Regions from separate parts of the Homo sapiens genome. Here region 2 is linked to region 1. The links are chromatin contacts, found by Hi-C in ENCODE. All regions are on one chromosome and are shown on one strand. Each heading gives the region's core, a stretch centred on a gene start or an enhancer-like site at or near the end of the contact. The rest is flanking DNA. Distances are from core to core; before and after follow the strand shown. Region 1 overlaps LINC01091 (long intergenic non-protein coding RNA 1091). Region 2 overlaps LINC01091 (long intergenic non-protein coding RNA 1091).

Region 1 (7,197 bases), core at 2,632-5,131:
CTTTAGGAGGAGGAAGGACTTAAGGAATGTACCAGAAGGTTGGGAGAGGCAAGAGCTAGATCAAGAGGGGGATTTGAAAAGTAGGGGTGAAGATAAAGATCCAGTTTTAACTTGGAAGTGGAAACTACTTCCAGGAAGAATGATTCTAGGAAAGAAAAACTTGTTCTATATGGGGGTAGAAATTTTGAGTGGTGACAATAAGGCTTGGAGTCCTTCCAAACATATGAATTAGTTTCAGAATTATATTATTTGAATCAATTGAACTTGAGAATTGGAATTGGTAGACATATTAAATCATTGCATTTTTATTAAGCTTTTTGACTTGAGGTTTCCAAATATTAGCAACTGCTTAATTAATTGGGCAGTAATCATGATGACGGGAGCTGTCTTTTATGTCTTTCAATGTGTCTGGCTCAGTGTTGAACATATAGAAACATGACTTACTGATTTCTAATAATTTGACAAGTACATTATATAGTATTTAGTAGATATGTACTTAGGTAAAATACATTTAAATTGACTAATTTCTCCACTGGAAAACTAAATTTATGTAATCAGGATTTTCTCTAAATAGTGGGCTGATTCCTTACCTTTATGGTCAGTGCAGTGGACCAAGACCAATAACATGGTGTATGATAAGATATTTGCTTTTGGGTGGGGAAGATTTGCTTAAAGCGGAGAAGGTTTCAGGATGACAAAACAAATTTTCCCGCAAGTTTGGTATCAAGCTTTTGTTTTGTTATACTTGATTATCTACTTTGGCTGAATAATCCAAACATACATTCCAATCCAATTTAGTCCCTGCTTAGAGTGGCTCTTCTTATTTGTCCAAGAGTTTCAGAACTATTTTTTTTCTACTTCTTCTGAGCATTCAGCCTTTATGTATTTCAAGGACAACAGACTCCAGAGATTTGGGTTTTATTCATGACTTCTTCAAGAAGTGGGCCATGCTATTTCAGTCATTTTTAATTGGGGGGCAAGTTGGATGCTGAATATTTCAAAGGAGAAAATAAAATAACCTAGTAGATATGTTTCCTGGCATAGATGATAGAAAAGTCACTTAGACTCCTGTATGCCATAGTTTAATCAAAATGTATCCAGTTCACTGTCTGTCCTTCCATTAATATCACAACTTAATGTACAAGTCTTTAGCATATCCTATACTTTGCCTAAAAGAAAAATGTATTTAACATCTCAGTGAATATACTTATTTAATGCAGCTCATAGATTCATATGTTTGACAAAGATAGTGAGAAATTTTAGGTAAAAATGATTTTCACAAAAGAGAATTGCATTATATGTTAAATTTATAAAACTATTTCCAAGAATCATGGAATCATAAAAGTGAGACAACAAACTCAATTCTTTTGCGTAAATTCTTTTGGCATTTGTTTAATGATTTTCTCAATCCTCCTGTTAGTTATATGAATCACAGGATTCCCAATGATTTGATAAATGTGAGTATGAAGTTTAACATACTTAGACTGGAAAAAGCTATCCAACAAGTGAGTCACAAGTGAGAAATACCCAACACAAATGTGTTATTTCACCTAAATTCTGATTAATAAAAAAATAAATGTGTGTTTAATGTTTTTTTTTCTCAATTATTTTAAGAATCCATAACACACCAATCGAACTTTAAAGTTGAACAGAAAGTTCCTGGAAATGACCTGGTCTAAGCTCTTAGCTGTCAGATGAGAAACACAGGCCTGGAGAGTTGGCCTGATGCATGCTTATTTATCTATGCAAGGACCTCAGCCAATGAGGTCCCAGATGGGCCCTGTGACCACCTACCATGAGAACTTGTAACCATTACCATAACCATCACCATTTGTACACTTGCATACTAGCCAGACAGTATACTAGTGTTTTATTTAATTCCTTCAATAATTCAGTGAGGTGCTTAACGTTAACATCCCTGTTTAACAGGAAAAAAAAAGAGGGGTAAAGTCACTTATTCAACTAGTCTTAAAGGAACTTTGAACCCAGTTTTTCCTGACTTCAAAACCCAAACTCTTTTCAACTATTCTGCCATTAAATAATGGTACTGTGGTGGGCTTATTGCCAAGTATGGAGGGTTTAGAGCAAGTGCATGACAATACCAAAGCAGAGTTCTTTTAGAATAATCAAATGCTGCTAACTGGGTGTGTGATTCTGAGGGAGACAGCCTATTTTCATGTCTGATAGAGTTCCTTTGAATGGAGAATATGGAAGATCCTGTACTTTATTAGGTGGCCCTCTCTACTTTAATTATCCTGATGCCTGTCCTCTGAGTCTTTCTCATTCTCCTCTCTTGTCTTAATCCTGATTTAAAAGGAGGATAAGAAACATAAGCAGATGAATAAAAATAGCAGCCCAGGAAGCTTTGCATTGATTCATTCTACAAATAGTTGTTAAATAAATACATGTGCCAGACACTATTCCTGATCTTTTAAAACTTGTGTTCTTGTGTGTGTGTGTGTGTGTGTATGTGTATGTGTGTGTGATGCACATAAATAAACTATTTGATCATCAATAACTTTTCACAGTAGTATCTTCTCACACTAGTGAACATTTTTGGGGTAGTTTTGGTACAGGCATTTAGGTTGATTTTTTTTTCCTTACAAAGTTCCTGGTAAGTTTGGAGGCTGGGAGTTTGATTATAGAAGGTATTATTAGTGCCTGTCTCTTAATTGATCAGAGGTTTTGCTATACTAAAATGACCGTTCTTAAAAAAGTGTTTCCGAAGATCTCTCAAGCTTTATAAACCTTCATTTTTGTACATGTTGTAACTGTTTGCTGAAAAATTCATTCTGTAGGTGGCTGAAACCTCCAGGGGGCTATGCACTGGGTGAGAGAAGTGAAATAGGATGTGGTAGGAGAGTAAATGGCAAAACAAGGGAGAGGAAAAAACATCCTAGTTTTCTTCTGCCTGGAAATAAACATGCAGGAAGCTTTAATATCAGTAGCAGCTGTAGATTTTTTTTAAGTTAAAAGTTTTGGAGATAGTTGGAAAAACAAAAACAAAAACAAACCACATCTGGAAACATTTCAAGCAAAGGCAATGTAAAAAATGTGTTGGATGATATATTAGGAGAAGAGCTGGTTGCAAGTAACACTAAAATTTAAAATGAGATCACTTATTTCTCTCTTATTTTATGCCTGGAGGAAAGAAATACAATGTAAGTGATCAAGGCTTTGTGGAGCAAAGCCTCAAGGATCTAGGTGCCTCATTGCTTGGAGTTTTACTACATAAGGCCTCTATTTTTAAGATAACGTCAAGGTCCAAGAAGGCTGCTTCAGCTCTAGCCATCACATCACTTTCCAGGTGGCAGGAAGAAGAAAGATGATGAGCCTACTCTCTCCCTTTAAGGTTATTTGGCATAGGTTGCATGTATTACTTCAATGTGCATCCAGAATTTAGACAAATAGTCACAACTAGGTGCAAAATGGCTAGGAAATAAGAGTATTTCAAATACCCAACTAAAGTTCAGGGATTCTATTACTATAGAAAATGAAAAAATAATTAGTGACAACTATTACAGTTTCTGCCACGGATAACTTTCACTTTTCTCTCTGTCCCAAGTCTTACAAGTCTATAATTTTAAATCCAGTCTGAGCATGTTTTCAATGAAACCTATTCTTTCCAATTTGTTTCTGAGTAGCAAAAACACTTTCTAATGCCCTGAGACACATTGCAGGTGAAGAATGGAATTAGGAAAAAAAGGAATGGCAAATGGATTTTCAACTTGCTCTGGGCATCACTAAAATTCCACAGAAACAGTAGCATCATTTCAGCATGACCAGTTCCCCTCATTCACAATGACTTTAATGTTGCAAAACAATTCAGATTCCTCAGGCACCTGGCAGCTGCGTGCCTGACTCAGTCTTTCAAATTGAGACACAGTTGGGACCTCAACTCCTGCTGCCTGACCTGCAGAGCATTTTCCTCTCCGTAGTTTTAGGAGGTGTCATCAGCCCAGTAGGGGAAACTCTTGGCAAACCCAAGGCGTTTTCCTTCCAGAAACTCAATGATCCTGCCTCTGTGAAAGGGCCAAATTTGTCAGTGGGAAAAGAATTTTAAGAAGTATCATGAAATAAACTGTGTTGCCATGCTCTGAATATTGACCCTTAGTAATAAAAGGTTCTTACATTTTCAAACATGGCGTTGGAGTCATCTCTTTAAATAATTAGCAAGAAGGGAGACAAGATGCAGGAGTTCACTTGGCTCTTTGAAAAGGAAAACTTTAAAGTCAGGTACGTTGGAAAAAAGTGAATCAAAACATAGGTACCTATAATCTTTCATAGTAAAATATTGGGGTTATTTTTTCTAAGATCCTACATGTGAACAAAAGAGGAGTGCCACAGTCTTGTATGTGCCTATATAGATGATATTTATTCTTAGGCATTTTTCAAGTTAAATATTTATTACTACTAGAGAGTTGCCCTGTTCTTCAATTATTTTTTTTCTTGGTCTCTTCCCTCACACAATTTAAAAATGATCCAAATGTTCCACTCACTGAGTGTGGGAAGACATAGAACAGAAGGAGGGGAAGAATGACAGAAACTCAGTGAAGGCCTTCAGAACCGTTTGCCAAGAAACGTTTTGGAGAGGTTAATGATACTTGAACACTAATGCTCTTCAGTTGCTTTTACCTTGAAGACATCCAGCTACTGTGTGTAGTTTAAACTACCTATCTACAAGCAGCAATTCTAATTATCATTGCCTCTTCTTATACCCAGAAATATTTGGCTGGATCAAGTTAGTTCTCAGATGTTGGTCAGTTTTCTGAGTTTTAAAAAGCGTTACTCATTACAACATTTGGAGCCTCCATTCTTTGTCCTTTACGGACATGGTAATATCAGTTTCCAAATTCAGAACTGTGACAGCATTCCGGTGGAGTATCCAAACTTGTTTTTATAGTCTTGGACAGAGAAGAAAAGAAAACATACTGGATAAAGTATGAGGAGTTTTTCCTTCTGCTAAACTCCCCCCACCTCCCGAACTCAACCAGAAAGAAACAAAATTAAAAACAAAGGAACCAGAAAATAAATGTGTGTCTGGGAATCTGATGGATTAGTTTCCTCCTAATATACCTGCTTCAGTAAATGCTTGCAGGAGAAATGTTTGCCTGTTCCTCAAATGTCATAGCTTTCCTTTGGTCTCTCTGGGTGGATCCAATTTCTCGGCAGTGTGATGTATTCCTTGTTGTTTCCAGTATTTTCAATGAACAGGAATCATCTGGTATATAATCCATGGCTGGGCTGAAGGCTGAGTGCAGCTGGCCACAGCTGTGCTAGAGTAGCCTGAGAAGAGAACTGCTCATATAAGGTTGTTTAAGAAGGTATTTGCAAGTGGAGCAGACAATGGGCTCGGTGCCAATCTCAGTCAGTGACATGGGTTAACCTTCTGTAGGCATTATGTGGTCATTGGTGGCCACAGAAGTGGACTTGAAAAGAAAGTGGAGTGTTCACTACCCGATGGCCTGTTTCACAGCTGAGTTTCAACCTCTTTGTGGCCAGATGAGCCTAATATAGTAAAAACTTTTTCATTCATTCTCGCCTTTTAAAGCTTTTCACTACAAATTTGTCTTTGGAGAAGTCTTAGCAGTGACACCACTTTTCCATTAATATTGGAGTGTATATTTACATGGACTCTTTAAATAATTTGTGTCTGATTGATTCTGAAAAGCATGCAATGTCTTTTGTGTGGGAAGAGCTAGTTCTTATAGAGTGCAAATTCATGGCATGCGGATGCTCTGGGGCAGCAGGAGAGCAGGAATGATTAAGACAAAAAGAACAAAGAGGATGAATTGGCAGAAAGGGCTTGGAGGGTATGTTTGGCTTTAGACAGACTAAAGGAAGGACACTGAATTCATAGAGTAAGGTGGTGTTGGGTGTCATTAGTTAGAAAGGAAAAGGTCAAGTCCCTAGAAAAAGCTATACGCTAGCAAGAATTCTCCAGTACTAAGGAATTAAACAGGCGGGGCCTGGACTCAAGAAGATGTAGGGGTCCCTGGATGGAGGAGACACTGAGACAATCTTTTGGCAAAACAGAGGATGTTTTCATTTTTTCCTTTTTTGTACTGATGACTGTGTGTAGGTGCTTGCTGCCAAAGGGAGAATTGTGGGCTGTCCCCTCCTGATTTAGCAATGCCAGAGGTAGTCAACCTTCTGAGAAGAACTTATACACATCTACTGTGAAGTTGGTAGTGGCTCTGTGATTCTCTTATTTTGAAAATTCACTGCCGGGTGAGTTTTAGAAGTTCTTTAGTACTTTACTTAAAATTTTCCCCCCAAATTAGCAGGGAATAATTTAAAATCATTTTCAAAATTCAGAGAAGTGGTTAAAGATTGTTTACCCTACCCACTGCTTTTCTTGCAACTGAATAAGACAGCGTATTAGGAAAAATGAAGCATCAGAATTGAACAGTACTTACTAGGAAGTTCAGTGTGTTCTGTGGTATTGTAGTGTACATTTTCCTGAGAAGGCTAAATAAACCAAGCCCAACTGGCATGCGTAATAAAACAAAAAATTGATATTGTAGTTAAGGAAAAAGCTATGAAGATAAAGGCAGCTTGAGATAGACATTTCTTGATGGCATTAACAAAGGTAGTACAGCTTGAGCTAAGTCTCTTAAACTATACTGCTAAGTAGTGTGGGAGGTAGTGGCTATTCCCTCTATCTACTGCTCTCTTTTTCTCTCTGTCTCTATCTCTCTCCATATTTTCAGAGTAGTGGACAAGTGTGTATGATGAGTACAGGTGGAAATTTGCCTGCAAGCCCAGTGAGAGGGTCAGCACCTTCCCTGATTAGGTCAAAGCCAACAAGGATAAGGGGCAGGACAAGTTCTTCCCTCTTGATGGGTGCCCTGAAGGTCCAGGACTTCAAGCAACTCAGGCCAAGAATTTGCTTTCAGTATCCTTTATACAAATAAATACAGTTAAATTAGATGGGCTGGTCATACTGTTCATTGAGCAATAGCAGTTCTACTCCTTTACACACACTTAACCCTCTGTCTTCATATAAAGAACTTCCTTTTAAATTCATGCCTCAAAAAATTATAAGAGTTTCATGCATCTTTCAAAAATGAGTGCTCATTGACTGCTTTTGTGTACACTTTACCAAACTCTTAACTTATGCAGTAGGAAAAATTTAAAAGACATAATTCTTGCCCAGTGAATGTCTTAACACATATAGTAACCTAAGGTATGTAT
Region 2 (7,197 bases), core at 1,459-3,958, 110 kb after region 1:
ATTGCTGTTGTAATCTTTGTGTAGGAATGCAGAATAAGCTTACTCAATGTTTTCTTAAATTAAATAGTTATTAATCTTCCAGATATCACCATTTGTTGGAATTCAAGAGTTATGAATGGCCCTCACCATACCAATGCTTTCTGACTGAACTCCTCTCTATGCTAAATGCAAGAGACCCAATAGTTAGGCAGGTATAACTTCACCCCTATTCAGCCTGAAGAAGTTACAGAAGACTGATCGTCGTCCCTCTGCAACCCCTAGGATTAAGGGTTCTCTTATAAAAGGGAGGGGGGAAATGTCAGAGGCATTAGAACCAGAGCAACTCCATTTTGAATAGAGGCTGAGGAAAATAAGGCTGAGACCTGCTGGGCTGCATTTTCAGGAGGCTAAGGCATCCTAAGTCACAGGATGAAATAGGAGGTCCGCACAAGATACAGGTCATAAAGACCTTGCTGATAAAACAAGTTGCAGTAAAGAGGCCAGCTAAAACCTACCCAAACCAAGATGGCAATGAGAGTGTCCTCTGGTTGCCCTTACTACTACACTCCCACCAGTACCATGACAATTTGCAAATGCCATGGCAATGTCAGGAAGTTACCTATATGGTTCAAAAATGGGAGGCACAAATAATCCACCCCTGTTTAGCATATAATCAAGAAATAGCCATAAAAATGGGCAACCAGCAGCCCTTGGGGCTGCTCTGCCTATGGAGTAGCCATTTTTTTATTCCTTTACTTTCCTAATAAACTTGCTTTGGCTTTAAAAAATAAAAATGAAAAATACATATTTCTCAGCTTATCTTTCTATTCAAAACCTCCCACTTATGGCTTTCTTGTGTGTCTATGTATTTGTTTGGTTTAGTATTAACCAATTGACTTAAATGATGACAAAGGAGAGTTGGCATGCATTTGCAGTCGGTGTGTAATTAAGAGGATGTAATTAAGGATTATTGCTGGATGTATTTACATTAGGGATGTAATTAGGAAGAAAGAAGAGTCAGTTCAATAGCCAAGGAATGGATGCCAATATGTGCTTGGAAACTCAGACACTGAAATGTATTTCTTTGTAGGAGGAACTTCCTTGGTCATCCCAGTCATGTGCTGTAAGGGCAATGAAAGCAGTGGAATAAGGAGGAGTCTGGGAGCCACTGTGCCCAGAACCATCAGCCTCAAGCAAATCATCTTCCCTTGTCCTCTTGCTCTCATCTTACCCTTCCAGACAAAATCTATGGTGTACTATTTTTATGTGCGTTCTTATTTCTCATGAGTAGACACATTAACGTGATGAGTTTAACCATAGGTCATTTTGTTTATGAGTCTCTGGTTAAATGTTAATAGCCTGAAGTCAAGTATCAAACAAGAATTTAGAGCTAAAGATCTTGCAAGTTGTACTTACTGCCTATCCAACAACGTTAGGATCCAGCCAATCCTGTTTCTTTATATGTTTTAATGTTATCAAGAGTGAACACTTACTATGCTTTTTAAATGCCAATAACTGTTCTGAGCATCCTGGATATGTTAACTCATTTAATCTTCATGATGTGCACATGAGACAGCTACTATTATTATAATTTCTATTTTAAGGTTGAGGAAACTAAGTCAATAGAGAGGTTAAGTAATTCACCCAAAGTCACATAGCTGGTGAGAGGCAAAGCTAGCTATGACTGCAGAATCTGTGCTGTTAACCACCATACCACCATCTGTGCCTTTTTACAGTTGCTAGATAAATCTTTTGTGATCATCTCTTATCATAAGAAGGGGTAAAAATTATTGGATTGGATGTATGCTGCATTGTTCATATTGCATAGACAGTGATGGAGAGTTTTCTCCAACTGTGTAAGTCTGTTTTTTGTTCTGAATATACAGCTTGCGCCACTACAACATCACTTGACATACTCTCTAATATCACCATGCAGATTCATCGTCATCCTGTCTGTCGTGTGAATAACTCATAGCCTCAAGATTAGCACAATAAAAAGATTCTTAATAAAACAACATGAGATTCTACTCAAAGACTTGAAGGAAGCTGATCTCATGTCCATTAAACTGCTAGTTGGATCTGTTTGAAAAACTTCCAAAGGGTTAGTATATGTGTTTCAGTGCAGTGTAACGAAAATTCAGGACTGGTGGGGGATTTAGTAAAAGTTAAAAGAAAAGAGAAGTTAAAATCTGAAGCAAAGCAGACTTTTCAGAAACAATTTCTTGTTCCTCAGTTATATGGAGCCTTCATATGTAGAGAAAGGTTAACCTTAGATAGAGCTTGCCCTGCATATCAGTAATCTTTATTATTGAGACACAACAACTTTATTTCATAATCATTTTCTTCCGGCCAACCAGCTGTGATTACTCAAGGAAGATTAACTAAAACCTGATGGATTTCAGCCCCTATTCAGCAATGCCAGCCAAATACTATAATTACACAGGATGCAGGCTGAGATAATGTCGACCTTGTACTTAGAGATTGTCCTAGATAAGTTGAACGGTCAGATTTGCAGGTCGGGTTTTTCAATCACTGGGGCTGTATCTGTAAAGGGAAAGAGACAGCAAAAGAGGAAGAAAAGCAAGCAAAAGACCTCTCATCATTTTAGCCATCCTGAAAGAAAGCATTTAATAAAGACAAAGACTTCAACAGATAGGAGTGGGTTCACCAGTGCAGATTTTAGAGGCTGTGTGGAGGATGTATCGTTCCTAAAGTAAATGTAATTTCTGCCCCTCCTGAGTCCATGTATTATGTGGATGGGGCGTGTGGGAGCCTTTCCATTTGGCAGTTTGCACGGCACGCTGCTGATGTTATGAAATTTACATTAAGTTGGAAAAACAGTCTTTGTCATACCTTGTCCTTTTGGAGGAAATGGATTTCCTTAACAAGAGCACCACTTTATTTCCCCTATGAATTCAGATATGGAACACATTGCTGCATGGCGTTCTACCAAATAGAAAGGCTGCTAAGGAAGGGCTTATTATTCTAAAAATTTTAATGACCCAGAAGCAAAATATTTTTGGTCCTTATATTGTAGACATAAATGCTTAAGTTCAGATTTCAAGTGCCAAGACCTCTGAGATATTACTGTTGGAACTCAACCAAAGATGAGGGATGCAGGAGGTATTTGTTAATGGTTAATGAATAATTCCCTAAATCATTTGGTTATTAACTAGTTCAAAATGCCTCACCTCTAGATCTTTGTAATTTTATTAAACTACGCAAAAGTTTCCCTGCTTTAATAAACTTTAAGTTAAATGTGAAAATATTTTACATATATCAAATGTGCTTTCCTTTTAGTTTAATGATTTCTGAAATGCTGCATATTCAGACCTTTGTGCCTTTGCCCATGGTCCTTCTTTTTTAAGGGATAGCTTCGTTCCTACTCATTTTCTCCTAGTGAACTCCTATTCATTTTTCAAAGCCTACATCAGGACAATATGTTTTTGTTATTTTTATTACAATGTTTCTTTTTCTTTCTTCTAGTAATTAATTGCTCCTTCCCCTTTGGGTTCATGGTATAATATTCCTTCCTCCATTATACTGTGTATCACGTTTTATTACTATTATTATTTTTATTAGTTAATTGGCCATTTCTCCAGCTAGAGCTCTTTAAGGACATTGATGGTGGCTTATTTTTCCTTTGATCACTAGCATAAAAGAACCAGGAACATGATAGGCATTTAATAAATGTTTTTTTGAATGCATGAGTGCATAAGTAAATAGTGAAACAGGTTATTCTAAAGAAACAGGTTAGTTTTTAGAATAGCTGCTAAATTTTTGATCTTTCAAAATATCAAAGAAGATTGTGTTTTTAATATGTAAGGCCAATTGTAGACTCGGAAGCTACTGAAAGATGATATTGCTCTTTTTTTTTTTTTTTTTTTTTGAGACGGAGCCTTGCTCTGTCGCCCAGGCTGGAGTGCAGTGGCGCAATCTCGGCTTACTGCAAGCTCTGCCTCCTGGGTGCACGCCATTCCCCTGCCTCAGCCTCCGGAGTAGCTGGGACTACAGGCGCCTGCCACTGCGCCCGGCTAATTTGACATTGCTCTTAAAAGTATGTTAGAACACTTCCTTATTCTTCATGCATCCATAGAGAAAAGGAAAAGTCTTCTTAACTCTCCGGAAGAATTAATCAGAGGAGCATTTCTAACTTCTTTCCACCCACTCACTCACTCTCCTTCCACTGACCATTGAAAATGGGGGAAGAAAAAAGGTACGGTTGGCTCAAGGTTTTCTGGATCCTCCCCAAGTTTCTTTGGCTCTGCTGTTTACCTTCTGGCAGTCGCAACAGAGGAAACCAGCATCTTTAGATGAGTGAGTGCTATGGATTGAATGTGTCCTCTCAAATTATTGTGTTGGAAACTTAATTGCCAATGCAATAGGGTAGGGTCTGATGGGAGGTTTATAGGTGGAAGGGACTAATGCTGCTATAGAAAGGTCTTGAGGGACTGAGTTATATCTCTTCAGCTTTTCTGCCATGTGAAGACATAGAGTTTGTCTCTCCCTTGCTCTTCCTTCTTCTGCTGTGTTAGGATGCAGCAAGGAAACCCTAATCAGATACTGGCATCTAGATCTTGGACTTTGCAGCCCCTAGAACTGTGAAAATACAGTTTTAGTGGCCTGGTGTGGTGGCTGACACCTGTAATACCAGCACTATGGGAGGCCGAGGTGGGCAGATCATGAGGTCAGGAGTTCAAGACCATCCTGGCCAACATGGTGAAACCCTGTCTCTACTAAAAATACAAAAGATTAGCCGGGTGTGGTGGCGGGTGCCTGTATCCCAGCTACTTGGGAGGCTAAAACAGGAGAATTGCTTGAACCCAAGAAGCAGAGGTTGCAGTGAGCCAAGAAGAGGCCATTGCACTCCAGCCTGGGCGACAGAGCAAGACCCTGTCTCAAAAAAAAAAAAAAAAAAAAAAAAGAAAAGAAAAGAAAAGAAAATACAGTTCTGTTCTTTATAAATTACCCAGTGCATGGTATTCTGCTCTAGCAGCACAAAAACAACTAAGGCAATCGGTATTTTCAATGTAGGGTATATTATTAGGCCTGCAGAAGAATGTGGCTTAATCAGTAACCTAAAGCTGTTCATTTTTATTGATAACAAAGGTAATACTTGACCTTAATTTATCTGACTCCTATGTTCATCTTTACTAAGCATCCAATCTCAGGTAGGGGAAAGGAGGCATTAATTATTGTTCCCTACTACTACCAAATAAATCCAAAATAATGTCTCTAGTTGTACATTCCCAGAATATTGTGGAATTACAAAATTTTAGTGAACTCTTACTATGAATACACTGTAATTAATTCAAATTTAATATTTTAAATTACACAGTTGAGGCAGAGATACCAAACAATCTTATTTACTAAAAAAATTATTTGAGAATCACTTAATCGTCAGCCTTTTCAGAGAATGACGTCAGGCACGTAGGACTTGTAGAGGTCTAAACCCTCATCCAGTACAAGTGTTGAATAGAGACCACATTCTGGTTGAAGACACTAAGCCATCTTATTTCAGCCTGAATCTAGTAATCAGAAGCTCACTAACTCTTGATGCCTCCTGCTTGCTAGTTAGATAACTCCAAAGATTAGAGAGTACATTATTTTATTGAGTAATTTTTTTCTTTGTAAATTTTTCTAATTGTACTCTCTGGTGGAATATAAGCAAATCTATTTTATATTTTTTCCACTATAAATCTTTAGATTGTAATGTTATTTCTTTGAAATCAGGGACCATATATCTTTCATATGCATATCCTTTCTCTGCTTAATATTAATATAAAAAACATCTTTTGAGCACTAGGCACTGTGCCTGGTGTTTGTCATAAAAATGAATAAGATATGATTCCTTTCCTCAGGAAGGATATACAAAAAAAGGCTATACAAAGTATATACAAAGAAATGCATACAAGCTGTGGTATAAATTGCTGTAATGGAAGCATGTACAAAATGCTAAAGGAAGCTAAGAGAGCATCTAATATGGCTTAGGAAAAGAGGCTGACCTAGCTATGGAGAAATTTTTTGGGTGAGTCTTAAAAGAGAAATTTTCCTGGCAGAAAAAGAGGGGAAGAATTTTGGAGTCAGTGAGATCAGCATGTCCAAAGGCACAGAGGAAAGAAAGTTGGCAGCACACATAGTAAACATCAGTGTTCAAGGTTGCTGAAGTGAGTGAGTGTGTGGAGGGTGGCAGAAGAGCCCACAAATGAAGGTGCTTAGAACATGAATGGCTTCCTATAACCTGCTAAGGATGTGGGTATTGACTTAAGGAAAGAAAAGCCACTTTAAGATGTAGAATAGGAAAGTGGCTATGTTACATATATTAGAAAAATCACATAAGCAGTAGTACAATGGAAATGTGATGAAATTAAAAGCAGGAAGATCATTTAGAAAGTTCTTGTTTGCTTGTTTGTTTCTCTTTGGATTTTTGCAATCATACAGATGACTGCTGAATAAGGGACAGTGGGAATGGAGATTACAAATAAAAGATGGACACGAAGGATATTTAGCATGTAGAGTATATAGAATTTGTGGTTGGATAAAGGTGGGATGAGGGACAAAAGAGATTTAGGAAATAAAAGAAGTTTGTACAGGTTTGTTTCTTCGGGGTTGTTCAGGTGAAAAAAAGTTCAGAATAATACAAGCACTAAGGCATGAATCTTCGAAGAGAGTTCCAAGACTGATAATATTATAGAATTGGGAACCTCTAATATATGAGTAGTACTTGAACCATAGAAGTGTGCAATGCAAGAATATGCCATGATTAAGACGCTGGGGAACATTGGCACTTCAGAGCCTATTACAAGAGAAGGTCAGCAAAGCAGACTTAGAAGAATTGCTCAGAGAGGTAAGAGGAAAACCAAGAGAAATTAGGGCTATGGAGGCCAAGAATGAAGAGATTTTTCTGGAAGTAGGGAGAAGTCATCACTGTCAGAGGACATCATTTCATGCCTGTGAAATTCCTTGTGGAAAGATACAGGTAAAATTTAAAGAAAAAAAGAGACACCATCTAAAAAGTTTAAAATACCAGTCTAATAGATTGATACAACTTTAAAAGCAATTAATGAAAAGAATAAAAAGATAAAAAGGTCATGTTAAACAAGGACTGATACATTTCTGGTGGATTTCTTGATGAAGTCATTATCGACACTCTTACACAAGAGTGATTTGAGTGAGTTGAAATGGTCAAATAAAGAGCAGAGATGCTGTATTACAGAT

What was found. A loop is a pair of places that touch in the nucleus more often than their neighbours do. Pooled maps may share reads with other maps.
Region 2: a loop to region 1 is called in a map of cardiac septum, with 1.8 times the contacts of the local background. The contact joins two enhancer-like sites. A Hi-C loop is called at or near these places in 3 of 168 maps with a recorded cell type or tissue (Right ventricle myocardium inferior, cardiac septum and endothelial cell of umbilical vein) and 5 of 50 pooled maps.

The regions. Positions count from the first base shown.
Region 1 is chr4:123,781,835-123,789,031 of GRCh38, forward strand. All of the region lies in intron 3 of LINC01091 (long intergenic non-protein coding RNA 1091), which reads left to right. Among named protein-coding and RNA genes, the nearest start is that of LINC01091, 140 kb to the left of the region's middle. RefSeq lists an enhancer at 2,854-3,023 and a cis regulatory region at 2,939. Within about 2 kb of position 3,882, at least 10 of the 41 ENCODE cell types and tissues checked have a DNase peak (open chromatin) inside an H3K27ac peak, as active enhancers do.
Region 2 is chr4:123,890,808-123,898,004 of GRCh38, forward strand. All of the region lies in intron 4 of LINC01091 (long intergenic non-protein coding RNA 1091), which reads left to right. Among named protein-coding and RNA genes, the nearest start is that of LINC01091, 240 kb to the left of the region's middle. Within about 2 kb of position 2,709, at least 6 of the 41 ENCODE cell types and tissues checked have a DNase peak (open chromatin) inside an H3K27ac peak, as active enhancers do.